Regions from separate parts of the Mus musculus genome. Here region 1 is linked to region 2. Evidence: chromatin loops called from intact Hi-C (ENCODE). Cell type or tissue: left cerebral cortex. All regions are shown on one strand. Each heading gives the region's core, and the rest is flanking DNA. Links, peaks and the distances in the headings are about the cores only. Region 1 has its middle 9.8 kb from the start of Cnot10. Region 2 holds the start of Cmtm6 (CKLF-like MARVEL transmembrane domain containing 6).

Region 1 (15,250 bases), core at 4,010-12,009, 82 kb after region 2:
AAAGTAGTCAAGGAACAAACAAAGCTTATAGAAAGGTCCCATAATTACTGTATTCAGGGACTTAACAAGACAATCACAATACAAAAACCACATTCCTCAGCTGTATTCATCTTGAGCCTTGTCCTAGCCCAAAGTCAAATTCTTGCCTGAGCCTACTTCCTTATCTTAACCCAATGTAAATATTCTTGCCAATATCCTTGAAGTGGCACCAAGAGCTCTCCACAGTTAGTCCTTAGCTGTCACAGTGTTCCGCTTTAGCCCGTTCCCTAGCCGGAGCAGACCTCTGTCACCCCAGCACCTTAGATGGGTTCTGGAGATGAAATTTGGGTTGTCAGACTTGCTCAGCAAGTGATTTTACTCCCTAAGCTATATCACTAGCCCAGCCCTGGATTCATTTTGTTCTTCATCTTCCAGGATGGAAATGATAGGTATTTGCTTGTCTGCTGTCAAACACATCCCCTGCTTTTGCCCTTCTGGGCTCATATTACGTTTTACAGGGCTACTGTAAGCCAGGCTTCCTGGACTTTAATTATGGGTCTGAGGAGTTCAGCCAATGGGGTAGGAGTTTGGCAAGTTGCACGAAGGACAATCCAGGATGCTTCTCTCTCCTACTTTGCCCTGAACAAATGTTTCTCCTCTCTGTTCTAAGTTTCTGCTCTTCCCAAGCTACTGCCCAAGCCCCGCAAAGGGATAGCCTATCTGATCGCTGCAGTGAAGGGAAGTTGCTGCTGCAATGGTTTTAATCTTAGAGCTTCCTTTTTTTTTTTAAACCTGTACATCTCTCTAGGTCTTCAGCCCAGAAGTTCTGTTTCAGCACCACCTATGTTTTAGGTTGGATAATTTGTGTTGTCAAAGAAATCAAGTTGCATGGCCTGTGTTTTATAAGCCAGCTGGCACCACCCCTACATAAATTCTACCTGCACAGTTGTGACAACAGAGAATGTCTCCAGACGTGTTTGTCACTTTTCTCATTGCTGAAATAAACAAACAAACGGAGGAACGCTGCTTAAAGAAAGAAGCGTTCATTGTGGCTCACAGTTTGAAGATACAGTACATCATGACCAAGAGGGATTAGGGACCAGGGGAGCATGAGGCAGCTGGTCACGTGGCGTCTACAGTCAGGAAGCAGAAAGGAGGGATGCTGATGCTCAGCTGGCTTTCTCCTTCTTATTCATCCAAGCACCCCAGCCCAGGGAGTTCCACATACAGGGTGAGTCTTCCCATCTCAGTTAGCCCAGTCTGGAAAATCCATCGCAGACATGTCCATGGGGATTATAAATACCCTCAGGTAAGTAAGTAATCAAGCTTACCAAGTACAACAGACGTTGCCAGTGGGGGAGGGGCAGCAAAAAGCACCCCAGCTAAAATCATCGGTTTTTATACACTTACAGCTGTATTAAATTTCACTAACACATTATCGGGTGAGGGCTTTATTTTACACACTTACCTTGAAGCTGCCTGACTTCTAAGCCTACAAACAACCTTTTCTTTTTAAAGATTTATTTATTTATTATATGTAAGTACACTGTAGCTGTCTTCAGACACTCTGAAGAGGGTGTCAGATCTTGTTGTGGATGGTTGTGAGCCACCATGTGACTGCTGGGATTTGAACTCAGGACCTCCAGAAGAGCAGTCGGTGCTCTTAACCACTGAGCCATCTCTCCAGCCCCCTATAAACAACTTCTAAACTTGATAAATTAAACGTTCACTTAAGCATATATTAAGCACATCACCTCGGTAGCCAGGATGAAGATGGATGGGAGCCAGGGCTGATAATATTGAATATGTATTCTTCCTTCCTTCCTTCCTGCCTGCCTGCATGCCTGCCTTCTTTCTTATTTTCCCTTGATTTTTGAGACAGGGTTTCTCTGTGTAGACCAGGCTTGTTTGAACTCACAGAGATCCACCTGCCTCTGCATCCTGAGTGCTGGGATTAAAGACATGTACCACCACTGCCTGGCTCTTTTTTTAAGAATTTTTTTTAATGTGTCTCTGTACGTATCTCTGTGTTCATGCCACATGTGTTCAGATACCCAAGGTGGCCAGAAGAGGGCATCAGATCCCCTGGAGCTGGGGTTACAGGAGCACATGAGCTGCCCACAATGCTCAGTGCTGGGAACTGAGCTCAGGCCCTCTGGAAGAGCAAGAGCTCGACGCCTCTGAGTGTTCCTGCAGAATTTTCTGGTCCTCCTCTCTAAAGCAGACCAGGAAACCCAAAAATGCCACGCTGCAATTCTCTCTCTTCTCTTTTCCTTCTGCCTTGCAGATGCTGGTGTGATAAGTATGCTTTTCCATCCTAGGAGAGAGAGAACGTCTCTGGATGCCAGCACAACTCTGAACAAACAGCCTTGGTAAGCTCTCCCAGGTTAGCACAACGAAATCGACCCCTTTTGTCCTCCACACACCCCCTGCACAGCCATCTGTCCACAAGAACACAGTTCCCTGGAGAAACGGCTCAGTGGCTCACAGTCCTTACTGGGCTACCATGCCCACCTTGGAGTTTTTTATCTAAAAACTCCTCCTCTTTTCCCCTTAGCGTTGGTAATTGCTTACTAACGCAAGTCCCTTCGCATAAAATTTCAGTGTTGTAGTGTTTGATTAATCCTGATAATTGGGATTCTCCATGGAAACTGTAGAGCGAAATGGTATACCTCCCTAAAAGCATAAAAATAATGCTCTCCTTTTATTTGTTGCCTGGCAACAATACTTTTTGTTTTTATTTGCATGAAAATTTCTGAGCTATTTTACTGATCAGTGTAGTTTTGGCAAAAAAAAAAAAGGGGGAAAAATTCTTCTTTTTAGCATTTAAACATTGAAGGAGTTGTTTGATCTTTTTCATCTTAAAAACAAGGTCAAGCCTTTATAATGCAGAAACACATAGATGATAAATGATGTATTGGCAAAGAGGAAGACTATAGAGGAACCAATATCAAGAGTGTTTGGAGACACCTAAAATGCCACTTTAAAAATTTAAAAAGAGAGAGAGATTTATTTGGGGGTTGGAGAGATGACTTAGTGATTAAGAGTATATATTCTGGACTGGATGGATGGCTCAGTGGTTGAGAGCACTGACTGCTCTTCCCGAGATCCTGAGTTCAATTCCCAGCAACCACATGGTGGCTCACAACCATCTGTAATGGGATCTGTTGCCCTCTTCTGGTGTGTCTGAAGACAGCTACAGTGCACTTACATATAATTATAAATAAATCTTTGGGCCGGAGCGAGCGGGGCTGAAGGGAGCAGAGATCCTAAAATTCAAATTCCAGCAACCACATGATGGCTCACAACCATCTGCACAGCTACAGTGAACTCATATACATTAAATAAATAAATATATAGATAAATAAATAAATAAATCTTTTTAAAAAATAAAGCATATACTCCTCTTTTACAAGATCCAAATTCAGGTTGGGGAACGCATTCAGGAGGCTCACAGTTGCCTGTAACTCCAGTTCCAGTGGAGCTGAACAAGCCCCTTCTCTGAGCTTGGCAGTCACTGTAGGTTTGTACACAACCTCCCCCACCTCACACATATAAGCTCATAATTCTATTTATGTATATGTCTGTGTGTCTGCATGCATGCATGCATGTACTCCTGCACATGGGTACCAAGAGAAGGCATCAGATTCCCTCAAACTAGAGTTACACATGGTCGTGAGCCACCAAGGTGGCCCTACTTGATGCCACTTCTATTGTTGGTGAGAGGCATGCTTTCAAATAGAAGTTCTAAGACTCGGCGAGTGTGGTAGCCTATACCTGTAACCCCAACAGTCTTGCGGAGGATAAGGAGTTCAAGGCCAACCTAGACTACTTGAGATTCTGTCTCACAAAGCCCAAAAGGGATCTGAGCATGGTGACATTCACCTTTTAATACCCACATTCTAGAGGCAGACGCAGGTGGATATCTGCAAGTTCGAAGCCAGCCTGCTCTACATAGTGAGTTCCAGGACAGCCAGGAATACAACCAGAAACCAAACGAAAAGAGGGGCAAAGAGGGTGAGGGGGAGGGGGGAGGGAGAGGGAGAGGGAGAGGGAGAGGGAGAGGGAGAGGGAGAAAGAGATTGAGAACTGGGTTTGATCCTTAGTATCCCAAGCTTTTGTCCCCGCCGGCAAGAACACACTCAGGACAACCGGAATCTTCTGCGGCAAAGCTTTTATTGCTTACTTATCAGGAGGGAAGACCCCGAACCGGGAAAATGGTGCTGCTTATATAGCCCGCAGCATGACGTTTCAGCACCTGATGTGGCGTGACAGCTCCTGATTCGTTGCTCGCCCATCACCCCATTACTATGCCCGCGAGATGGGCAGTGACTAGGCGTGAGTTCACTCTTGCACTTGCGCATAAGGCTTGTTTACTAGTTAGGCGCAGTGGAAGCCAGCACCATCTTATAATGGTGATTGCTCACAGCACGCACGCGATTGCTCGCGGCACGGCTCTCCACACCTTAGTACCATATATAACTAGGCATGGTGACACATGCCTCTAATTCCATCTCTGAGAAAGTAAAGGCAAGGGAGCACTTGTTCAAAGCTAGCCTCAGTTTAGTGAGCTCAGGGCCACAAGCCAGCAGTCATTGACGAGTGTATTGTTCCCAACTGTCTTAGTGTGACTATTGCTGTGATGAAACACCAGGACCAAAGCAATTTGATGACCAAAGGGCTTATTTGGGTTACACTTCTGTATTGGAATGTATCATCAAAAGAAGACAGGACAGCAGCTCAAATAGGGCAGGAACCTGGATGCAGGAGCTAATGCAGAGGCCATGGAGGAGTGCTGCTTTCTGGCTTGCTTCCTCTATCTTACTCTTCCTGCTTTCTTCTTATTATCACCTCCAGCCCAGGGGTGGAATCACTCACAATGGACTTGGCCCTCCCCAATCAATCACTTACTACTAATTACAAACGAGTCCTACAGCCCAGCCTTTTAGAGGCACTTTTTAAACTGAGGTTCCCTCCTCTCATGACTTTTGCTTGGGTTACATTGCCATGAAACTCTCTAGCACATCAACAGTGCCTACCATGAGCACAGGGTTCACATAGCTTTGGCTGGCCTTAAACTCACTATGCAGTCAATGGTGACTTGGAATTCTCAATCTTCCTGCTTCCACACCCTGAGTGCGGGGCTGCTAGTTGTACACCATGATACCTAGGTTTGAGAAATTTTTGCCTAACTCAGGGTCAAAAGATTGTCTTCCTTCTCCATGAATGTGTTATAGGAAAAACTTACATTTCTCAAAATCTGCCAGCTCCCCTGGAGTAAGTAATGTGGCAGAGACCAGAGTGACCCTGCCTCAGAAAACAAGGTCAAAGTAAAAAAAAAAAAAAAAAAAAACACAACTCCTGAAAGTTGTCCTATGACTTCCAATCTGTAGCACATACACATGTACTCACACACATACACACACACAGATACACACACACACACACAATCAACCTGAAGTGGTGGCACAAGCCTTTAATCCCCGCATCCAGGAAGCAGAAGCAACTGGATCTCTGTGAGTTCCAGGCCAGCCTGATCTACAGAGCACAGGACAGCCAGGAGGCTGGAGAGATGTCTCTGGTTAAGAGCGTACTGCTCTCTCCAGAGGACCAGAGTCCCATTTCTATCAGCCCTGTAGGTTGGCTCACAACTACCTGGAACTCTAACTTGAGTGGGATTCATTGCATGGATTGCTCTTAACATGCTAATCAATCAAGGTCCAGCCTCTTGTTTGCATGGTAAGCACTTCAACTGAGCTATTTTTCCTAGCCCAGCTTGGGCTGAAAACACACACACATACACACACACACACACACACAAACATACACAAACACACACTTTCAAGTATGTATGCCTTGCACACTGACAACCACTCTCACTTCCTACCACCCACCTCCCTGTCACCCTTGACAAGCCTTCTTCAAAATTCTCTCTCACACATTCATATCTATTTGTTTCATTTTCTAACCACCAAGATTAACAAGGGCCATGTGTGTAACCATAGCTTTGGGGCCTAGGACCATTAATGGCAGTGACTCCCCCGCCTCCTGAATCTACCCATAGTCAATATAGTTCAGAAGCAAAGGGTAAAGTCTCACATGCAGGTCTTGTGTGGGCCTTGGGGCAGTAACTACAGTTTTAGCGAGGTAATGATGGCCGCAGGTGTACGACTCCAAGGAATAGCATCCCATAATCCTTCACTCTGTCTCCTAGCTCTTACACACTTTCTGCGCCCTCTTCTGCAAAGTTCGCTGAGATTTAGAGAGAGTGATGTCACAGACTGTTTAGGGATAGGACCTCACCCATAGCTTATTCTCTTCATTTTAAGCAGATTTAAGAGATTCTCTGAGTCTCTGAGTTCACCGCTGTTCATCGCACCGGGAGTTTTCTCCACCTAAGGCCAGCACTGCATGTGTCTCTCCGTATTCAGGAGTCGGTTCGCTGCTGTGCCGGTTTAGGGTTTACGTCACTGAGAGATACTGACCTCTGAGAGAACAAGCAGCATCCATGCTTTTCGGGTATGCCACTTCCTCCTGCAGATGTAGTCCCTCCTCCGTAGCCCCGCCCCAATTACGACAGCTCAAACCTGCCGAGCTTAGCAGTAGATGCTGCAGGTTTTTACAGGTAACCGAACCCACATCACAACGCATCTCTTGCCCCATTACACCTACATAACAATGAGCTGAATATCACCACTGCCCTACTTTCCAGAGGAGAGACTGAGGTTCAGGAAACTTCAGTTAGGGGGTATACAGGCTAGTTTTAAGTCAACTTGACACCGGCTAGAGCTATCTGAAAGGAAGGAACCTCAGTTTAAAAATGCCTCCATAAGATCCGACTGTAGCCGGGAGTGGTGGCGCACGCCTTTAATCCCAGCACTCGGGAGGCAGAGGCAGGTGGATCTCTGAGTTCGAGGCCAGCCTGGTCTACAAAGTGAGTTCCAGGACAGCCAGGGCTATACAGAGAAACCCTGTCTCGAAAAACCAAAAAAAAAAGATCCGACTGTAGGGCATTTTCTTATGTAGTGATTGATGGTAAGTAGTGCCATCCTTGGACTGGTGTTCTGGGTTCTCTAAGACAGCGGGCTGAGCAAGCCATGGGGATCAAGCCAGTAAGCAGTGCCCCTCCAGAGCCCCTACATCAGCTCCTGCCTCCAGGCTCCTGCCCTGACTTCTTTTGATGATGAACAGTGATGTGGAAGTGTGAGCCAAATAAAACCTTTTCCTCCTCAAGTTACTTATTGGGTATGGTGTTTCACTGCAGTAACAGAAACCCTAACTAAGACAGGGTTGCAGAGCTAAAAGCGCAGCCGCCATGACAGAAATCAAAACGGCAGGATCACTCGCTTTTTCAAAATGACTCCCAGACCACCTTACTGGAACACCTCACCTTAGATGTCTAGTGATGTGATGAACTTGTGATTGAAGAAAGGGTTTGTTCCATCTTATAGTTCATCTGGGGGAATACTTTTTACTGCCTTCCTCCCCGTTGCTAGATCAGCCTGCTTTTTGCTATTGTTGTTGTTTTGTTTTCAGAGATAGGGTTCTTCTGGGTAGCCCTGGCTGTCCTGGAACTCACTCTGTAGACCCAGATAGCCTACAATGAGCAAAGATCAAACCGTCTCTTCCTCCCTAGTGCTGGGTATAAAGGTGTGCACCACCACTGCCCGGTGAGCCTCGCTTTGTTTTTATACTGCCCAGGACACATGCCCAAGAATATCACCACTCACAATGGGCTCAGGCTGGGCTTTCCCACACCAAGAAATGACCGCAGCCTTGCTGTAAGCCAATCGGATGGAGGCAGTTTCCCCAACAGCCTCCCGTCCTCCTAGACGACTCCAGCTCATGTCAAGTTGACAAAAACCAAACAGAAAAAGCAAACAAAAACAACATCAAAGCTTGCCCAGCACAACCACCACTGTCGGGGCTCACGCAGCAAAGGGAAGCCAACGAATGGGACAAAGAAAGGATCTAAAACATGAGTGTACCTCTGCAAAGCTGGGTTTGGCCCAACCCAAGCTATTTATTCCGATCTGCATTTGAGTGGGAAGGAGAAAATATGGTTTAACCTCTTCATTAGTCAGACCTCCCCACTCTGACTCAGCCCCATAAACAATAGAAATAATTAGACTGAACAATTGTGTTTGTTCCCCTGGCTAGACACAGCCTGCATTTAGTGACAGAGGGAGCAGCCAGGAGAAGGCGGACTTGGCTTTTTAAATTCTTCCTGGCAAACATTTTTTTTAAAGACCTGTTGCTTATCTTATGGCCAATATTTGTAAATATATATATTATAAGTAATATATATGTATATATTATATATTCAAGACCATAAGAACTTGATTTGGCTGGGGGTGGGGTGGGGTTCAAGACAGGGTTTCTCTGTATAGCCTTGACTGTCCTGGAATTCATTTTGGAGACCAGGCTGGCCTCGAACCCAGAGACCTATCTGTCTCTGTCTCCTGAGTGCTGATATTAAAGGCGTGCACTATGACTGCCCCAGCTTATTTCTGGGTTTATTTGTTTGTTCACTTGCTTGCTTTTTTGTTGTTTGTTGTTGTTGTTTTGTTTTGAGACAAGATCACACTCTGCATAGCTGTATTGGAAATCACAGTGCAGACCAGCCTGGCCTCAAACTCACAGCATTCCACTTTCATCTATCTCCTAAGTGCTGGAATTACAGGCCACCATGGCAGCCTCGATCAAGACTTTTTACATTCATGTTGGAACAGGATCCACAATATTGAAAGTTGAAACCCTTGGGGAAGTTATTGGTGGCCCACGCCTTTAATCCCAGCACTCGGGAGGCAGAGGCAGGCGGATTTCTGAGTTCGTGGCCAGCCTGGTCTACAAAGTGAGTTCCAGGACAGCCAGGGCTACACAGAGAAACCCTGTCTCGAAAAAAACAAAAACAAACAAACCAACAAACAAACAAACATAAAAAGCGCGAACACTCTCCAGGCTGTCTCAAAATGCACACTCTGAATGTAGTCTGTGAGATGGTGCCCTCTAGTGGTCAATCATAAATTCAGGGTTTTTTTTTTTTTTTTTTAAAGATTTATTTATTTATTATATGTAAGTACACTGTAGCTGTCTTCAAACACTCCATAAAAGGGCGTCAGATCTTGTTACAGATGGTTGTGAGCCACCATATGGTTGCTGGGATTTGAACTCCGGACCTTCGGAAGAGCAGTCGGGTGCTCTTACCCACTGAGCCATCTCACCAGCCCGGGTTTTTTGTTTGTTTGTTTGTTTTTGTTTTGTTTTGTTTTGTTTCTGTTAGAAATGTGTAAGCAAAGTCACACAGTCTAAAAGTGATGCCACCGTTTAAGGCATGTGCTGCAGTCACACAGGAGGTAAGTGTAGAGACAGCCTGGGAGGGGAAGAACATCTCTGAGGTCAGAATTTGAGGTTCTGGGACACAGATGACAACATCATCTGTGGACATAGTTCATGGAGGGTAAGGTGCGACATCACTCAGGCTTGACCCCTGGGGGGCTTATAGCTAGGAACCTGAGATGATCTGAAGAGCTTTCTCATAAAATTCATTTTTCAGGGACTGGTAAGATAGCTCAGCAATTAAGAGTATTGGCCTCGTACCGAGACCGGCCAACATGGGCCACGTTCGCACCAAGACTGTGAAGAAGACGGCCCGGGTCATCATCGAGAAGTACCTACACGCACCTGGGTAATGACTTCCACACCAACAAGCGTGTGTGCGAGGAGATCGCCATTATCCCCAGCAAGAAGCTTGGGAACAAGATAGCCGGCTACGTCACACATCTGACGAAGCGGATTCAGAGAGGTCCTGTGAGAGGCAGCTCTATCACGTTGCAGGAAGACGAGAGAGAGAGGAGAGATAATTACGTCCCTGAGGTCTCAGCCCTAGATCAGGAGATCATTGAGGTGGATCCCGACACCAAGGAGATGCTGACGCTTCCGGACTTGGGCAGTCTCTCTAACCTTCAGGTCACTCAGCCTACGGTTGGCATGAATTTCAAAACTCCACGTGGAGCTGTTTAATCTGTTATGCCATATTTTCAATAAACCTGAAAACAAACAAACAAAAAAAGAGTATTGGCCTCGTCCAGGGGTCCTGAGTTAAATTCCCAGCACCCATGCATAAGGGAATCTGATGCCCTCTTCTGGTATGCAGGTGTATATGCAACAGAGAACATGTTAAATAAATAAAAAATTTTTAAATGCATTTTTAAAATATTGTATTATTTTATTTTACTTTATGTGTATGGGTGTTTTGTCTGGATGCATGTCTGCGCACCATGTGCATGCCAGATGCCTACGGAAGCTGAAAGGACTTATCTGATCCTCTGGAACTGGAGTTACAAAGGTTATGAACCACCATGTGGTTGCCGGCAGCCAAACCTAGGTCCTCTGCAAGGGCAAGAAATGCTCTAACCACTTAGCCATTTCTCTAGCTCCTTGGTCTGACAAGTTTGTGGTTGGTCTCCCAAATCCTAGGACACGGAGACTAGCCCAGGATTCCGGTTCTGGGCCAAAGTTTTGGGCCAGGCTGTTTGCCTGATCAGGAAGGGGAATAGATAAAGACTTTTCTGCTTAGGGTGGGGGAATGGTGCTCCAAAGTCCTACTGTGTTGTGTAACTCCTAGTAGTAGATTACCAGTCTGAGCACACACCCAGGCTCCTGCAGGAACCGAGAAGGAGGCGGGAAGTCAAGTTTCCTGAAGGCCTAAGGTAGCCTCTTTCTGCTAAGCTGTGATTGTTGCTTCTCGCTACAACTTTAACAATGATTCGGCGTCTTCTAGGAGACACATCTCTGGGTGTGTTTGTGAGGGAGTTTCCAGAGAGGGTGAACTGAGGAGGGAAGATCCAGGCTGAATGTGGGTGGTGCCATCTGTCTCCGTTAGGAATTCTATCGCTGCAACAATAGAAGCAAGGAAGCATGGCCAAGAAAGTAAGTCAGGGAGGGAAGGCTTTAATCAGCCCACATTTCCATCTTGCTGATCATCACCAAAGGAAGTCAGGACAGGAGCTCAAGCAGGGCAGGACCCTGGAGGCAGGAGCTGATGCAGAGCCATGGAGGGATGCTGCTTACTGGCTTGCTCCTGGTGATTTACGCAGCCTGCTTTCTTTCTTTTTGGGGGGGTGGGGAGGGGTGGGGCGTGGTTTACAAGACAGGGTTTCTCTGTGTAGCCCTGGCTGTCCTGGAACTCACTCTGTAGACCAGGCTGGCCTCGAACTCAGAAATCCACCTGTCTCTGCCTCCCAAGCGCTGGGATTAAAGGCGTGCGCCACCACTGCCCGGCTCAGCCTGCTTTCTTATAGAACCCAGGACTGCCAGTCCAGGGATGGTACCGTCCATAATGGGCTGGTCCCTCTCCTTAATAAATTGATCATTAAGAAAATGTCTTTACAGTGAGATCTTATCAAGGCATTTTCTCAATTGAGGCTCTGCTCTCTCTGATAATTCTAGCTCAGTGTTTTTCAACGTTCTTTTTTTTTTTGTTTGTTTAAAGATTTATTTATTTATTATATGTAAGTACACTGTAGCTGTCTTCAGACACTCCAGAAGAGGGAGTCAGATCTTGTTACAGATGGTTGTGAGACACCATGTGGTTGCTGGGATTTGAACTCTGGACCTTCGGAAGAGCAGCCGGGTGCTCTAACCCACTGAGCCATCTCACCAGCCCGTTTTTCAACCTTCTTAATGCTTTGACCTTTTATGGATCCCCACGTGGTGGTGACATGCTACTTATTCATGGCTACTCCATAACTGTAACTTTGCTACTGTTATAAATGGTAGTGTAAATATCTGATGAGCAGGATGTCTGATGGTCAGGTGTCTAAGGGTGTCTCAACCCACACATTGAGAACCGTTGCTCTAGCTTGTGTTGAGTTGATATAAAATCAGCCAGTGTACCATTCTGTGGCCTGGGCTCCCAGACCGAATAACTAGCAGGAAGGAAAGAGTATTCACACAGAGACCCTGCATAGTGGTGATGCCTGTAATCCAGGAACACAAGAGGCAGGTGGATTTCTGTGAGTTCAAGCCAGCCTGGTCTACACATTGAGTTCCAAGGGCAGCCAGAGATATTCAGTGAGATCCCACTTCTAAACACTTTGTTTGTTTATTTGTTTGTTGTTTTTTGAGACAGGGCTTCTCTGTAGCCCTGGCTGTCCTGGAACTCACTCTGTAGACCAGGCTGGCCTCGAACTCAGAAATCCGCCTCCCTCTGTCTCCCAAGTGCTGGGATTAAAGGCATGCACCACCACTGCCCGGCTCTAAATACATTTTTAAAGAGTATACTGACACATCTGTATGAAACTATCAGGAGTTTCTGAAAGGACTCAATAGGTAAAGGTACTTGTCACCAAGTCCAGCAATCTGAGTTCAACCCTGGAAGCCACATGGTGGCAGGAGAAAATTGACTCCCAAAAGTAGTTTTCTAACCTATACACACACACACATACACACACACACACACACACACACATACACATACACACATGCACACACACATACACACATGCTTATATATACACACACATACACACATACATATACACACACATGCATGAACACACACTTTTTAAAAAAATGTGTATGAATATTTTATTTGTGCACCATGCGCACTGTGCATGTCTGGGGCCTATGGAGTTCAGAAGAGAGCATCAGACCCCCTGGGACTGGAGTTACAGACAGTTGTGGGCTACCATTTGAGTGAGGGAATAGAACCCCAGTCCTCTGGAAGACCTCTGAGCTATCTCTCCAGCCACATGCAGTTGTTTTTTTGTTTTGTTTTTAAAGATTTATTTATTTATTATATGTAAGTACACTACAGCTGTCTTCAGACACTCCAGAAGAGAGAGTCAGATCTTGTTATGGATGGTTGTGAGCCACCATGTGGTTGCTGGGATTTGAACTCAGGACCTTCAGAAGAGCAGTCGGTGCTCTTAACCGCTGAGCCATATCTCCAGTCCCTGTTTTGTTTTGGTTTGGTTTTGGTTTTGGTTTTTAAGTAGAACTCCAGCTGAGCGCTCCAATTCCCTTCTCTTTGCTTCTCAATCCATAAAGATGTAAGCCAGCAGCTTCCTACTAAAGCTATGGAGACACCTGCAGCCAAGATCTTCCCACTACAACAAACTACACCCCTCCTCTCTCAAGTTCTTTATCAGCTGTTTGACACAGAAAGAGAAGTAGCCAATACATTAGTCTAGTACCGCTCCCCCATCACAAAGCTCACATACCCATAACTGGATTTTTATCAGTTCTGAAGCTTTGCATCTCTCTGCCTTCCAAAGAATACTGGTGATCCATTTGGTTTGTCTGTTTTGTTCTTGTTGTTTCTGACTGCACATTCCTTTCTGTCTCCTTTGGGTAGGCGGGGAATCTGCATGATTTACCCAATGGTGTAATTTATCCAGCCTGGCTTTTCCTCTCTGGGAGCCAGGCATTGACATTTGTCAATATAGTTGCCAATGAATGGTCTCTATGGTAGAGGCCATAAACACTCTCTTCTTGGCATGAAAGGTTCAGGAAAAGTCACAGCTCACACCAACAGTTCAGGGACATTTAACATCTTTGCTTACCCTCATCCTTTAACTTGCAGAGTCTCAGAAGTCATAGAGACATAAGAGACTTGAAGAAGGTCACTATGGAGAATGGACAGCTATTTCATAAACTGGGACTCTCCAAAGGAAACTGGGGAAAAGCAAGAGGGAGGGTGTTCCGGAAAGATGACTAACTAGATGAGGAAAATCATGTTTAATTCATCTAAAAGGCACTTGCATCTGCCTTTTCTTCAACCAGAATCCTTCACTGACATCCCTGCACAGTATGTGAAAGAGATGAGTTACAAGGCTAAATACACTGTGGCTGATGATATAGCTTTATTGGTGGGATGCTTGCCCAACGTGCGTGAAGGCCTGGATTCGATCCCAACACCACATATACCAGGTAGAGTGGTGCACGCCTGTAGCGCCGGAACTTGGAAAGTGGAGGCAGCCTGTTTGATTGTCTTTTCTCTCTCTTTCTTTGTGCACAAGTGATAATGTCAGTGAGTAGAGGTGCCCATGGAGGCCAGAAAATGAAATGGGATCTGCTGGAACTAGTTACAAGCTAGTTACTTGACCTGGGTACTGAGAACTGGACTCACGTTCTCTGAAAGAGAAGCAGGCACCAGTGGCCACTCAGCCATCTATCCAGTCCCTGCTCTATACACCCCCCCCCTTGTTTGACTTTTTGTTTTCATTGCTGTTGTTTGTCACAGGGTTTCACATATCTTACCAAGCTGGCCCTGAGCTGGCTATGTAGCCATGGTTGTCTTTAGATGTCTGGTCCTCCGGCTTCTCTGCCTTCCTTCCAAGTACTGTCATGAGAAGCGTGTGACGCCTTGGGTCTTCCGAGACAGGGTGTCACTCTTCACCTAGGCTTTTCTGGAAGTCATATTGATCCTCTGGACCACTACTTTCCAAATACTGGGATTAAAGACACATAACACCAAACATTCTGCTAGTTTATATATAGATTTTGAGAGAGAGAGAGAGAGAGAGAAAGAGAGAGAGAGAGAGAGAACATGTGTACATGCCACATTGCATGTACATGTACATGCCACATGTACCCATGTCACATTGCACTTGTGAAGGTTAGAGAACAATTTTCATGAGTCCTCTCCTTCTACAATGTGGATGCCAGGGACTCAACTCGGGTCATCAGGCTTGATGGTAAATAAGCCATTTCCCCAAGCCTTATATGTTTTTTTCTTTTTCCTTTCATTCCCTTCCCTTCCCTTCCCTTCCCTTCCCTTCCCTTCCCTTCCCTTTCCTTCCCTTCCCTCCCCTTCCCTTTCTCTTCCTCCTTCCCTCCCTCCCTCTCTCACTCTCTTTTTTACATTTATGTTTGTTTGTTTGTTTGTTTATTGGTTTTTCGAGACAGGGTTTCTCTGTGTAGCCCTGGCTGTCCTGGAACTCACTTTGTAGACCAGGCTGGCCTTGAACTCAGAAATCCGCCTGCCTCTGCCTCCGGAGTGCTGAGATTAAAGGCGTGCACCACCACACCCAGCCTTAAATTTATTTTTAAAGTTTTATTTATTTATTATATATAAGTACACTGTAGCTGTCTTCAGACACACCAGAAAGAGGCATCAGATCTCATTACAGATGGTTTTGAGCGACCATGTGGTTGCTGGGATTTGAACTCAGGACCTTCGGAAGAGCAGTCAGTGCTCTTACCCTCGGAGGCATCTTGCCATCCCTACAATAAAATTTTAATGATGATGTTGTCATACAGCTAA
Region 2 (15,250 bases), core at 3,416-11,415:
AGCTCACACCTTGAATCCCAAACAATGAAGGGAAAATCAGTTTGTAGAAGGAAGCACCCATGTTGGAAAGTGATGTCTGAGTGGCACACAAAGTGATGAATCAGAGAATGTCTTGACAGAATAGGCTAAGCCCAACTCTTACAAGAAGAGAGAAGAAAGGGAAGCTACTTAAGATGGAGCAGCTGAGAGAGAGAGAGAGAGAGAGGGAGAGAGAGAGAGAGAGAGAGAGAGAGAGAGAGAAGAGAGAGAGAGAGAGAGAGAGAGAGAGAGAAAGAGAGTTTTACTACAAGTTGCAGAGAAAGAACAAGGTGGGCACAGGTGAAGACAGAATGAGCCAGAGAATGAGAAGGAGTCAGAAGATTAGAACAGAATGCCACAAAGGCCAAGCAGAGCAATTCAGAAACCAGAAGAAGCCAGACTTGAATCAGCTTGCTGAGGTGTCAGAGCCAGAAGAGCTGAGTTAAACCTGCCAACAGAGTTCAGAAAGAACTAGAAAGGGTGATCTTATTCAGCAGCAAATCTCAGAGGCTGAGAACATTCTAAGCCTAGGTTAGCGGACAGAGGCAGATGACAATTACATCAGGCGTGTGTTTGTAGGTCTGTATGTGTGTGCATGTCTGAGGCAGAGAGATGTCAGCATCTTTCCAGATGCTCTCTCATGGAACACAGGGCTCCCTGACTTGGTTAGTCCTGTCTCTGTCTCCAGAACACTGGGATAACAGGCAAGTCGCCATATGTGGGTGCAGGGACCCACATTCCTGTCCTTCACTCAGGGCTTTTCCTGTTGGGCCACAACCCCAGCCTGGGGAACACAGTGATCCAACAAAGGCATTCTGTATTCACCTAAACACAACTTTTATCTTTTTATATAATTAAATCAAAGTGCCAGGCACGGTGGTGCACATCTTTAATCCCATCACACGGGAGGCAGAGGCAGGAGGATTTCTGTGAGTTTGAGGCCAGTCTGGTCTACCGAATGAGTTCCAGGACAGCCAGTGATACACAGAGAAACCCTGTCAAAAAAAAAAAAAAAAAAAAAAAAAGGAAAAGAAAACACAGACAGACCCACGTGTTGCTTTGTTTAAAGAGCCTGTAGTGTCGTGGTATCCCTCTGGCTCCCACACACAGTGCTATGTCTGGTAGAGAGCAGTCACTCAATCCCTAACTGTAAAGCCAATGAGTGACACTCTAAAATGTAAAAAATGAAAAGTGACAAAATCAAACTTCTAAAACAAAATATTTAGGGGGCACAGTGGCCCATGCCTATATTGTCAGCCCTCAGGACAGGAGATCACAAGGTCAAGGCCAATCTAGGCTGGTTGTAAGGCAAACACTACACAATGTCTACCGTGAATTAGGTGAGGCCACCACTAACTATCAGATCACTGGTGGCTTCCTTCTCCCCTGGGTTCGTTTCTTCTCTCCATCTTTGACGTGGAGCCCAGTTACTAGGGGGCAGAGAGCTAGGACACAGTGTTTTCCAGCGAAGCACTCTGAAAGCATTACCACTCTCACAATAAAACCAGGCGAGCCCGACACAGGGACTGTGTTTTTCCCACTTACCGATGACTTGACTTTTCCAGTATCCACTCTGTCGTGCACTGGGGTGCAGTACACGATCAGCAGGAGGAGGCTCAGGAGAAAGGCGCTACAGCTCACAAATTCAAAGAAGTAGAGGCCTCCACACAACCCACACTCGGACACAACCTCTTCACAGATGAAGGCCAGGAGAGACAGCAGCTACAGATGGAAACCATTTGACCTCAGTGAGTGAGATGACCCATGACATCCAAAACCTACATGCAGGCTGTGGCTATAAACCCAGACAGACACTTGGGAGGCAGAAGTCGGAGGATCAAGAGTTCCCAGACAGCCTCTGCCAAGGCTGTGAGACACCGCCCTTCTAAAACAAAATTAAATCCACTATCTGTTTGCTAAAATATTCGTAAAGTAGAGACTGGGGCAAACCAGATTAGTGAGAAAACTTGGTAAATAGAACTTAGAGTCAGCTTGCCTTGAAGGGATACACCCAGTTAACTACTGTGTGTCAAACGCTAAGACTCAGAAATGAGAGTGTTCCAACAGCCCACAGGAAGGACTTCCAGAAGGAGAGAAAGCTGAGTGCCATTACGCACGGCAAGTTTTTTTAGCTGCTATAATGGAGTCAGTGGGAAAGTCAGCCAAGGTATAGCTGGAGGCACATGGTCAGACTAATCTAGAGGTCAGGAAGTGTGGCTGCACACACAGACTCTGGGTGGCAGCCAAGCAAGAGGTCAAGAGCATCCTGAGAGAGGGCAGCTTGCGAGGGGAGAAGCCAGCAATGAGAAACAGCAGCCGAAGGGGCATCAGGCAGAGCAAGCGAGCCCATCGGAAGAAGGCGGCAAGTGTGCTACCGCTCACTACTCAGAGGTCAGGAGCACTGGTCAAGGAGAGCCTGCATTAAACTGCACTACGCGACAGCGACCATGATATTGGTGACACTGCAAGAAAACTCCAGTCTGGCAGAGCGTTAGATAACTCTGTACTTGAGTGCCACGCACTCTGGTCAAGTCTGCTTGACAGGCTGAAAAGTCTGTAAGCACTCAACAAGGAAAAGAGTTTCGCGGAAACTCACCTCCTGGAGCTTTGGTGTTCTCATTAACCCATATACTCATACCCTATTCCTGAGTTAGTCTGGTGTATGGAACTACGAGCTCTCTTTTAGTATTTTATTATAAATGCCTTTTAAGATTAAATTCTGATATAGTTAAGTCTCCCCAGTGTTCCAAGGTCCCAGAGGCCTACTCCAGCAGGAATGCAGTAAAGAAGTTACCTATTGGGCTGGTGAGATGGCTCAGTGGGTAAGAGCACCCGACTGCTCTTCCGAAGGTCCAGAGTTCAAATCCCAGCAACCACATGGTGGCTCACAACCATCTGTAACAAGATCTGACTCCCTCTTCTGGTGTGTCTGAAGACAGCTACAGTGTACGTACATATAATAATAAATAAATCTTAAAAAAAAAAAAAAAAAAAAAAAAAAAAAAAAGAAGTTACCTATTCAGTAACTAATTAAGCATTACAAAAGATGGAGCCAGCAGCTCAGAGCTGGTCTGCTACTAAGGACAGTAGCAAATCTCACCCAAACAAGGGAATACCATAAAAGAGCCAGGGAATCCCACTGAGATAGAAATATTCAGTACAGGCTGCATTGCATATTAGAAGCAAGTTGGTGAATTCTTCTGACAAATGGAGATTCTCCAGTTACTTAAAAGTTACACTCATATAAGAATTTAGCAAGGGGGCTGGAGAGATGGCTCAGCGGTTAAAGCGCCAACTGCTCTTCCAAAGGGCTTGCGTTCAAATCCCAGCAACCACATGGTGGCTCACAACCACCCGTAATGAGATTTGATGCCCTCTTCTGGTGTGTTGGAAGACAGCCACAGTGTACTTACATATAATAAATAAATAAATCTTAAAAAAAAAAAAAAAAGAATTTAGCAAGGCCTAGGAAACAGGGGGGTTGTGATATTGCATTATTCATGAGGCCTGCTAGCCTTCACAAAGTTCAAAGGTATAGCACTAGAGTGTGAAATCCTTACCTGTCACTAAGCTGACCCTAAGCAGGACTGCTTTATCTTTACTGTAAACACTTACCTGGTTCCTGTAAGTTCCTTTGAAGTCATTCCTTTGTTTTGTATCAGGCAACTTCAATGTACCTTGCCTGCTGTGACTTCCCACCCCTTGTATTTTCTGTACTATATAAGACTGGTGTTCACTTTGTGACAATACATTCAGATTCTACACAATCTCGCGTGTTGGTCTGTCTGTCACTCATCAATGCCTTGCCCATCTGCCCCAGAGACTCGTTCCACGCAGACAAAGGGACCCAGAGAGTCTGCAGCACTCGAGGAAGGGGGCTGTGGTGGGGACAGAAGGCAGTAGACTAGAAAAGCAGCGTCAGGTGTGAGCAGAGTCAAGGGTGCAGTGGATGCGCTCACAGGAAGAAGGGAAGTTCCAGACTAGAGCATTCAGCACATTTCACCATCCTAGCAGAGACCCTTTGCTGGGAGGACCAGAGACAATCAGGGAGCACCTCTGTACAGGGAGGAGCTGGCACTCAGGAGTTTAACTCTTTAGAGAGTGGAAAAAGACTGGCATGGGGAGTCTCTGGGGTCCCTGGACGTCAAAAGGACTGATGGTCCACAGTCAAAGGCCAAAGGGAAATTCTACCTCACTCCAGTGAGGACAGGGGAGAAAGCCAGGCACAGAGTGGCTACAAAAAAAAACAAACAAACAAAAAAACAGCAACAACAACAAAGCAGACTAGAGTGGGCTACACACCAAGAAAGCCAGCACCCAGGAAGCAGAGGCAGTAGGATCCGCTAGAGGCCCAGGCCAGCCTGGGCTACAACACAACACTAAGAGCTAGGAATGTAGATTAGAGGTAGGATACATGCCAGGCATTGGCATTCCGGAGCCTCTGATTCAACTCCCAGCCCTGGAAAACAAACAAACAAACAAACAAACAAACAAGAAACAGAGTAGCTTGGGGAAGAAAAGAAAAATGAAAACCAAGAGTTGTATTTCACGGTGCACAGTACATTCACCCACACTTTGATTACAAATGTCAACAGACCAATACTAGGAAAACTAGGAGCGTCTTCAAAAGCTAAGCACTGTCGGGTACTCCAGAGAAATGAAGACCCACTTGAGCAAAAGCCAGCGCAGGAATTTCAAGATGACTTTACTCATACAGCCCCAAACCAGAAACAATGCAGATGCCCTTCAACAGCCAAAGGAAGCCCAAGTACAAAGTGTCCAGTCGGATCATCTCCAGATAACTGCACAAAGGGGGAAAAATTGGCAGCTGAGGCGTCCATCCACACGCAGCATGAACACAACCACACATACGAAATCACGTTAAATCACTGGTTCATTTAAACAATAAAACCCATATAAATTCCATCATCAAGTATTTAAAAAAATAAAATAGAAACATAAGGGTGAATCTACAGACACAATAAACCGAAAGTCTAGTTGCATAAAATTTACGATTCCTTACAACACTGTTTCAACGTATTTACTGCTCCGTTCTGGAAAGATAAGAGACAGTGAGCCTCCACTATAGATGTCAGACGGACAAGCCTTTGACAAGAGGCAGGTCAGACGTGACGGGTACAGCAGCACTGCTCCAAGACTAGTTTTACACTTGTATTGGAATCTCCCGGGTTTGCAGGCTCACCACGTGCCCCTTGATATTTAGCTTGGTAAGAGCAAGTCCCAAGCAGCCTGGGAGATCTAAGGGTGGAAAGAACCTAGAGGTGACCTAGCCCCACCACCACCACTCTCCCAGGTCTATTGTTTCACAACAGGCTTCTTTTCTCTTTGCAGTCTTAGAAAACCTGCTAATAAGATTCATGGGCCCAGAATAACCGAATCACATACAAACACTGCAAATGCACTTCCCGAGGCTTGAAGGTTCCTTGTTAACACACTATGCCTCTGCTTCTGATTCTGGTGTCTCCACACCCTTGTTTTCTTATCAGAGCTCTGCAATTCTATTAGGCTTTAAATCAACTAAAGACTAGGAGAAGTCTTGCCTACAGCCCTCAGCCTGGCCAAACAGACCTCATCTATAGCTTTCTTGGGACTTTCTTTAGTAACCCTGTAGTATATTTTTATTGTTAATAAGTAAGACTGTATTAAAACAGAAAAAGCAGGAACAAAACGGCAACTATAAAAATGAAAAAGTGGGCAGTGGTGGTAGTACTAGCCTTTAATCCTAGCACTTGGGAGGCAGAGGCAGGCAGAACTCTTGAGTTCAAAGCCGGCCTAGCCTACAGAGTGAGTTTCAAAACAGCCAGCCTGGGGTGGAGGTGGGGTGTATAGGGAGTAAAGTATTTAAAGAAAGCATGCTTTAGCATTACAAGTTCCCCATAACAAACGGATTTCACAGAGTGCTTTGCTCTATTCCCATGATGGCAAATACACACAGAGCAGCTAACGACCTTTTCAAGGCAAACTCATCTCTATGGTTCAACTGCAAAACACCAGCAAAACTTCGGGTTGTGTCCTATTCTGAAGACACAGAGCTAAGGCCTGCTGAACTATAATAATGAGAATTTTTTACTCCGGCTTTAGCATTTCTTATTAGAAAAAGAAATAAAAGCAACTAAAAATAAGAGATTTTGTTCTGCACACCCATGCAGAAGACCAATAGAGATGACTTCCTTGGAGCAAACAGAAATTTCTCTGTTCAAAAGGTTCCATTAGACACATGTGTTTACTGCAGAGAAGGGCAAAAGAGAAGCGCAAAAGAGACACAATCTGGAGCTGTTGCTATAGCACAGTAGGCAGAGCACTTGCCTCGCATGCACAAGGCCCTGGGTTCAATTCTCCGCACCACATAGACCGCACGGTGGAGCACACCTGTAATCCCAGCACTGTGGAGACAGCAGTATCAGGAGTTCAAAGGTCATCCTCTACATTAGTGAGTCTAAAGTTAACTGGACTACATGAGACTTGAGACCCTGTGAAAAAAGAGTGGAAGAGAAGGAATGGAAAGGAGAGGGGGAGGAAGAGAGGAACAAGGGGAGAGAGGGAGAAGGAAAAGAAGGAGGTGGAAGGGTGGGGGCAAAACCACACCCATCTGGGTTAAAGGAACAGGTTCTGCAAATGCGCAAAGACGGGGAACCCAGGTGCCTGCGGAACCTAAAGGTGTCCACTGCAGACATCTTAGGAGGATGTAGGGGGTTACACAAGACCAGATCTACTTATCACTTGTCTCTGAATGATTTCCTCTCATCCCCAAGCTGGCACCTAAAAGCAGCGCCAGTTTTCTAACTGCTGGCTTTCTACTTCAGGAAAGTAGGTCAACTGAGTTCCAAGAATGTAAGTTCTGATTATCGGCGTTTTGAGAATTTTAAATCTTCCCAAGAAAGGCAGTGGGCCACTTTTAGCATAAATGGCTCACAAAACTAAACAAAACCCATAAACATTCTAAACAATTTGGTTTTCCGAAAAGTGTCTTCTTGAAAAACCTTAATACCCATTGGCAGCTGAGACACAGCAGGAGTATCATAATTTAAATAGCAAAGATGACTACAGTTTCACGCCTAGGCGGAAATAAAGAGAAGCAGGTTCAGGTTCTCTCACCCGCACACATGAAGCAGAAAGATGCCCTTTCGACTCTCTCTGCCTTGATCAAACTCACTGTGCAAGTTAAACACATACACAAACTATCCGACATGTTATATTGCCCTAATGGGCCAGCACCCGGAAAACCGCAAAAGCCAGAAAAGATAAACAGAAAGCACTACGTTGTCTGAAACACAAGCATTCTGGGCGATAATGAAAGAATTCTAGCTGAGAGAAGGGAAAAAGGGTTTAAGAGGCTGAGGCCGGGCCACGGGTAGGCGGTGGACGGCAACGCCTCCTTCCCGGGTAGGAAGGGAAGGAACTGGGGTGTGGAAACGGCTGCTTCCCGAACGAGGAGGCCGAGCGAGCGGCAGCCTCGAGGCATCCACCCCAGCCCTCAGCCCACAGGTCCCGGCCGCCGCCGTAGGCTCACCAGCTGCAAGCCTTTGAGGATGCGCCGATGCCAAGGGAGCCTGCCCAGGACGAAGTAGGCGGCCAGGCCGCTGCGCGCACCCCTGCCAGTGCCCGGGGCCGCCTCGGTGGTGGGACTGTAGACCGCTCCGTTCTCCATCGCCCGCAAACACTCGCTCACCCAGCTAAACTCTCGGCCGAGCGGTAGGGGGCGTCACTTCCTGGGACTCCGCCCACGCTTCCGGTCAACTCCGCCCTCCTCACGCCTCGTCACGCCCCCTCGCTTGCTGAGCTCCAGCCCATAGAATTTCTCTCCCTTTGCCACGCCCCCATGGTTTGCCGCGCCTCTTGTTCGCCACACCCCTCTGCCTTTCCTGCTCTCTGGTTAACTCTCGACAGTTTCTTTCTTTTTTTGGGTTTTTATTTTATTTATTTATTTATTTTTGGTTTTTCGAGACAGGGTTTCTCCGTGTAGCCCTGGCTATCCTGGAACTCACTCTGTAGACCAGGCTGGCCTCGAACTCAGAAATCTGCCTGCCTCTGCCTCCCAAGTGCTGGGATTAAAGGCGTTGCGCCACCACTGCCCGGCTAACTCTTGACAGTTTCATGCTTTCGATGGACTTCAGCTTTTTTGTTTTTTGGATTTTTTAAATTACACTTTGATTAATCTATCTATTTTATCTATATTTTTAATCTATCTATCTATCGATCTATCTATCCATCCGTCCATCCACCTATCTAAGAAGGAGCGTTGTGCTGAGGTCAGAAAACTATTCTGAGTCATTTCTTCCTGAGAATTGAATTCATTTTCAGGCTTAGTAACTGGCGCCTTTACCTACTGAGCCACCTCTCCGCCCTGACTTGATCTGTGTCTTTTAGTTTCGTTTCGGTCTGATTTAAAAATAAAAGAAATAAAACCAAGGTTTCACGTGCCCAGACTAGCCTAGAACTATGTACATAGCCAGCACTAGTCTGCAACTAGTGACAATCCTCCTGCCTCTGTCTCTGAAGTGCTGAGATTACAGGCACGTGCTCCTCCTCCCCTCAGCCTGTTTTGTTTTTTTAAAACTGCCAGAGATCACATTGAGGTCCTTCTGTATGCTAACCGCCCTCCTCCCCCGCGCCCGTCCCCGTCTCCCCCCGCCCCGCCCCCCCGCCCCCCCCCCCGTTGAGCTGCACCCCTCCATGCTCCTCCCACAGAGATTTGACTTATTTCTCACGTCTCACTATCTTCCATCTTTCAGATAGTCATCTTCTCATGGGCGGGAGGGGTGCACCCGCGTATGAAGGTGCAGGCTCGCGCGGGTGCAAGTGTGGAGGTCAGAAGTCAACCTTGAGTATGTTCCTCAGGCACCATCTACCCTGTTTTAGGGCAGTGTGTCTCACTGAACCTAGCTTACTAGATAGGTGAGGCTAAAAGGCTAAGAAGACCCAGAGATCAGCGTCCCGCCTTGCCAGCTCCGCCGTTACAAGCACAGGCTACATTGGTCTTTTTATATGGGTTCTAGGAATCGAACTCACATCACCAATGGCAGCCAGCACTTTACCAGCTAAGCTGTCTTCCCTGTTCTTGTTTTTCAGTATCATTGGATGTTTACAGTACAACTGAAAACCAGATCTGGATATTAAGTTTACTGCCCCGTGCCAACCAGAGACAGAAAATCCTTTCTGGCAGGACAGTTAGCAGATTAATGAAAATTTCAAAGGACAATTAACAAAAAGATTAATCAGAGTGTCAGATATTGATATATGACATGAACATACTGACCATGCCAACAGATGAGTGGACAAAAGAAATGCAGAACATTTAGTGGAATTTTACTCAAGTTTATTGTTCTTGTTTTGTGAAACCATGACATCTGTAGGAAAATGAATACAACAGAGTATTACTGTGAAGGGAAATAAGGCACATTCAAAAGACAAAGGCCATATGGTCTGTCTCATATGTAGGTCCTAGATTTTAAAATTATATTTATGGGGCTGGAGAGATGGCTCAGTGGTTAAAAGCAATTTCTGCTCTTTAATAGAATCTAAGTCTGGTTCCCAGCACCCACATAGGGTGGCTTACAACCACCTGTAACTCCAGTTCCAAGGGATCCAATGTCCTTCTATGGACTCTCCTGATATATGCATATATGCACACTCTCCGTGTGTGTCTGTCTCTGATCTCTGTCTCTCTCTGTCTCTCTCTTTCTCTCTCTCACACACACACCCCTGCACAAATATACAAAGGAAAAAATAAATTTTTTAACTTTAAATTTATATTTGCCTGCATGTATATTTGTATACCAGGTAAATCTCTTCTGCCCACAGAGGTCAGAAGAGGGCATTGGAGTCTCTGGAACTGGTGTTATAGGTCGTTGTAAAGTGCCTACAATCAAACCTGGGTCCTCTGCAAGAGCATCAACTACCCTTAAGTACTGAGCCATCTCTCCAGTCCCAGGATAAATCAACTTAGTGTGTGTGTTTGTGTGTTTACATGGGGTGTTTGTATATCATGAAACTAGAAAGGACTTCATGAGAGGGAGATGAGACTGGAGGCAGTGGAGCGCAGGAAAACAGAATTGCAAACAGAGGGAAGACTGGGAGCCAGCTGAAGGGGTGGGGCATGAATGAGGCCCAAGCACGATGAGATGAGACATGTGTGAAATGCCAGGATGGAAACCATGCTTTGTATACTGACCTAAAATACTAAGACAGAGCTGGAGATGTAGGTCAGTTGCTGTGATGGTTTGTGTATGCTCGGCCTAAGGAGTGGCACTATTAGAAGGTGTGGCTCTGTTAAACTGGGTGTGGCCTTGTTGGGGGAAGTGTGACCTTGTTGGAGTAGGTGTGTCACTGTGGGTGTGGGCTTTTAAGACCCTCATCCTAGCTGCCTGGAAGCCAGTATTCTGCTAGCAGCCTTCAGATGAAGATGTAGAATTCTCAGCTCTGCTTGCACCATGCCTGCCTGAATGCTGCCACACTCCCACATTGATAATGGACTGAACCTCAGAACCTGTAAACCAGCCCCAATTAAATATTGTCCTTATAAATGTTGCCTTGGTCATGGTGTCTGTTCACAGCAGTAAAACCCTTACTAAGACAGTTGCCAAAGTGCTTGCCTGGCTTGGATGTGCATGGAGTCCCAACCAGGCATAAAACCTGCTGTGATGGCAGACATCTTTAATCTCAGGAGCTTGGAGGTAGAGGCAGGAGGACCAGAAGTTCAAGATCAGCTTTGACTACATAGAAAGTGAGTTTGAAGACAGTCTGGACTACGTAAGACTCTGTCTCCAAAATAAATAAATTAATAATTAATTAATTAATTTAGACCAGCAAGACAGCTCAGCCAGCAAAGGTGTTTGCCTCACCAGCTAGTAGACCTGAGTTGGATTTTTGTTAACTCATGGTGGAAGGAGAGAACTGACTCCTGAAAGTTGTCCTCTGTCCTCCATATACAGTCAGCATGCACATACCCACGCTCATATGCACTGATAAGAATAAATACATTTTAATTAAAAGTTTGCTATTTTAAATTCATGGTGGGTTTACAGGGCCCTTGAACTGACGGACAGTACAGTGGAGAACACACACCTGCAGATGGAAAGGCCTTTTCATAAATGGGTGGTAGGGAAAGCTGCCTCTATCACGGTATTCGTGTTGAATGTATGAAGATGCCCCCAGGGTTTAAATATCAGAGTGGGAGATAAGCCAAAGAACAGCCAAGAATACAAGAAACAGTGTTGGAAAAGGCAAGGGAGTCTTAGGCCCTCACCCATCTCCCTCTGACCACCCCTCTCCCCGACCTACCCACCTCACCCCCACCCCTCTAAATGGAGCAGCCATGAAGGCAGAGAATCTAGCAAAGCTAAAATTACATTCCCAGTCGGTATGTTCTATTTCACCAGCAGAGGGTGACAAAGAGCAAAGGCATGGTCACCCGTAGCCACAGAGTGATGTCCAGCTATTAGAGAAAGAAAATGCTGAGGGACCTCCTGTGAGTGCTTTAGTGCAAAACAGTTTGACCACTTAGAGCAGAGAAGGTTTTAGTTACATGGGGATGGAAGAGGGTGGGGTCCAGTTAGTGGAGTTTGGATCTTTGAGTTAGAGGTCTGCCTGGTCTACAGAATGAGTTCCGAGACAGAGAAAGAGTGTCTTGAGAAAAAAAAATTAAACAATTGATAAAAAGTTAAAAAGTGAAAACAAGGGCCAGGGAGATAGACAGGTCTGCAAAGGAAGGAAGGTGCTTGCTATATAAACCTGATCCGCTGAGCTCCGATTCCAACCCTACATAAAAGCTGGAAAGACAGAGTGGTGTGTGTACCTGAATTCCCAACCTATTGCTATGGGAAGACATGAGGTAGAGACAGGCAAGCCATAAATTCATGGGCCAGCTAAGGCAGTGGCCAGGACAATCCTATTTCAAACACTGTGGCAGGTGAAGACCGACGCCTGGAGTGACCACAACTCTGACCTCTCTGTGAATGCTATCGTACATACAATAGCTACTCGCAGGAATAGTGAAAAGATAACGCATAGAGGTTTTACATTCAAATATTTGCAAAGTGTTTCCAATATAAAAGCTAGCCAGATATGGCATTTCATACCTGCAGGCCTAACACTGGAAAGGCTGCAGCCAGCCTGGTCTACAGTTCTAGTTCCAGGGCTGTTACATACAGAAATTATGAGATAATGTATTTTTCTTTTTTTCCAGAATTCTCACAAGCTAGTGCTCTTGCCTACAGAGTGGCCATGCAGCTTTGCAAGTCAGCATGCTTCTCTTTTCTTTCTTTTAAGATTTAACATTTATGCACGTGAGTGCTCTATTTGCATGTATGCTTGTGTGACAGAAGAGGACATTGGATCCCATTACAGATGGTTGTGAGCCACCATGTGGTTGCTGGAATTGAACTGGGAACCTTTGGAAGAGCAGCCAGTGCTCTTAACCTCTGACCCATCTCTAGCCCAGAGGCAAGCACTTTTACCAGGTGAGCTATCTCGTTGGCACCATAGCATGAGGACTTTTTTTTTTTAAGATTTATTTATTATTATACATAAATTCACTGTAGCTGACTTCAGACACACCAGAAGAGGGCGTCAGATCTCATTATGGGTGGTTGTGAGCCACCATGTGGGTGCTGAGATTTGAACTCAGGATCTTCGGAAGAGCAGTCAGAGCTCTTAACTGCTGAGCCATCTCTCCAGCCCCAAGCTTGTGAGGCAGAATATCATGGCAGGTAATGCCGTGGTGGGCTGGAAAGGCTCAACTCATGATACAGGAGGTAAGAGAGCTGGGGAAGAAGACCTATATCCTTCAACCAGGAACCACCTTCTAAGTTGTAAGGTTCAATACCACCACCACCACCACCACCACCACCACCACCACTACCACCACCACCACCACCACCACCACCACTACCACCACCACCACCACCACCACCACCACCACCACTACCACCACCACCACCACCACCACCACCATCACCACTACCACCACCACCACCACCACCACCACCACCACCACCACCACCAGGGAGAACAAGCATTCAAGTCATGAGTCTATAGGGATATTCCAGATTTAGATCATAACAATAAAGGCAAATCCATCTGAAGTGTCTAATAGGCTCAATTGGTGTGTATGTGTGTGTGGGAGGGGGGTTGTAAGGTGAATGTCAATGTCAACACCTCCCAAGCTCAGAGAACATCACCTAAGAGGGGCAGAAATAATGTAGACAGCCAGCAGGACTCTGAAAGGGTGTCTTCTGGATGGGACATGGTGGTCACACTGCAGTGCACAGCGGCGGTGATTACTGACCTACACAAGGCCATCCGTCAGTGTCCCAGCATACATGGGGCAAGGGCTCTCGAGGCCCCGCCCCAAGCTGAGGAACGGGGCCCATTTTGTTGCTGTGGAAGGAAAGTCATTTTTCTTTGAGGGATGTGACCACTTGTAGATAGCCCCAAACCCACTGCATACAAACAGCATTAACTGAACTTGGTGGGCTATAAAATGTTTAAGAGACACGATTCTGGGAAAAGGATGTGTTGGGGGAGGTCTAGAGGAACTAGAAATGGATATAAATATACTGTATGAATATATACATATACTCTCAAAGAATAAAAAAAAAATCATACCAAAACCCCCCACAAAACTACAAAATCCCAGCTACACCCATTAAATAAGAGTCTACAGGGCTGGTAAGACAGCGCATTGGGTAAAGGCACTTGGTGTCACTCTGACAACCGAGTCTCATCCCATGTCCCACATGGTGGAAGGACAGAACCAACTGTACAAGCTGTCTTCTGACCTCTAAACACACACATGTTCCAAGACATGTGCATAACTAGACATAAACACACACACACAGCAGGAGGGTTTGGGGTTTGGTGGTGGTGGTGTTTTAAGATTCTGTTTCTATCTATAGGGAATGTCGTTATAAGTAACTGTCCTGGAGCCGGGCGTGGTGGCGCACGCCTTTAATCCCAGCACTAGGGAGGCAGAGGCAGGCGGATTTCTGAGTTCGAGGCCAGCCTGGTCTACAGAGTGAGTTCCAAGACAGCCGGGGCTATACAGAGAAACCCTGTCTCGAAAAACAAAAAAAGAAACTGTCCTTGGTTGGGAGGCAGCTCAGTGGATAGAGTGCTTGTTTAACAGGCACAAAGCCCTGAGTTCAGTCTTTAGCACCACAGAAAACCAGGCACACTGGTCCACATCCATAATCCCAGGGCTGGAAATAGAGGCAGAAGGATCAGGAGTTCAAGGCCAGTCTTGGCTACTGAGACTATCTCAAAAACAAACAAACAAAAGCAGAAAACCCCCGAAGGGGTGGTAGGGAAACATTACCCAGTGAATTAAAGGTCGGCACGAGAGATAAGGCATCCTGTCTCAACAAACCAAACCAACCAATTCTCCATGCCGTGGGAGAAGGGATAATCAAGAACTCCCAAATTAAGGAAACCTGTGAGTGAATTTCACCTGGTCATTTGCCTGTGAATGAATGCTTAGTAGTCCTATTAAGTCAAATATTTTACATTTCTAACAAATTCCACTCCTTTGCTGACAAGTCAAACTGGAATATAAGAAAAGGCAACACGTTATTTGACCCTGAATGCAGAGAATAAATACTTTATTAACTGATTACAGTTGAAAGTCATGAACAAAAAAGGAGTATATTAAGGCAGAGCCATATATATACACACACATATATATATATGTATAGACAACTGCAAAGCCAGTTCTCCCTTCCGTGCTCATAACCTCAGCATCTCTCACCCTCGGGTGGTGTGCTTTCTTTCTTCTTGATTAAAGGAGCATAGCATCTTGGCCAGTAGTTCTGGTCCACTTGATGGTGGCACATGGGATCACGGAGTGTGAGCCTATGGGGGTTTCTCAGCACACCTCAGGTGCCATACACATCTATTGGTCGGTGTGTGAAATCTGACAACTGACCAGTCTTCTTCAGAAAAACATGGTATCTTTAAAAATGATTGGAATAGTCTTAGACTTCTGAGTCAGTCAACTGCCAAAAGTACGTATTTTTCTGCCCTTCCCTAAATGTTCCTGTTGGCTTACCGCCTGGGAAAGAGGATCGCCTAGTCCTACTGCAGTCTTAAACAGTTTGACATTTTTTTTTTTTTCAAAAATCAAAATTTCTTCATTTTGCAGAATGGCAATGCAAACAGTTATTCTACATAATGTAAAATTGTCTTTCTTAGCCGGTCCTGGTGGCGCACACCGGAG

Evidence for each region. A loop is a pair of places that touch in the nucleus more often than their neighbours do. Peaks named below come from ENCODE experiments on the same cell type or tissue, not always from the same donor. Only the 100,000 strongest peaks of a DNase experiment are listed, where the experiment ranks them.
Region 1: it touches region 2 in a loop (7-fold over the local background); 28 of 42 quality-filtered maps call a loop at or near these places.

Annotation. Positions count from the first base shown.
Region 1 is chr9:114,642,379-114,657,628 of GRCm38, reverse strand. It overlaps the pseudogene Gm7780. Among named protein-coding and RNA genes, the nearest start is that of Cnot10, 9.8 kb to the right of the region's middle. In left cerebral cortex, for the core only: CTCF peaks have their summits at 8,982 (motif pointing left) and 10,134 (motif pointing left); a DNase peak (open chromatin) is centred at 10,831; H3K27ac peaks cover 431 bases.
Region 2 is chr9:114,723,673-114,738,922 of GRCm38, reverse strand. Cmtm6 (CKLF-like MARVEL transmembrane domain containing 6) reads right to left here and starts at 7,720. Exons shown (of 4, transcript NM_026036.3): 1 at 7,550-7,720; 2 at 1,564-1,740. The coding sequence starts at 7,687. It overlaps Dync1li1 (dynein cytoplasmic 1 light intermediate chain 1), which reads right to left. Exons shown (of 13, transcript NM_146229.2): 13 at 15,135-15,250. In left cerebral cortex, for the core only: CTCF peaks have their summits at 7,736 (motif pointing right) and 11,414 (motif pointing right); DNase peaks (open chromatin) are centred at 6,820, 7,146, 7,789 and 10,334; H3K4me3 peaks cover 2,427 bases; H3K27ac peaks cover 1,264 bases.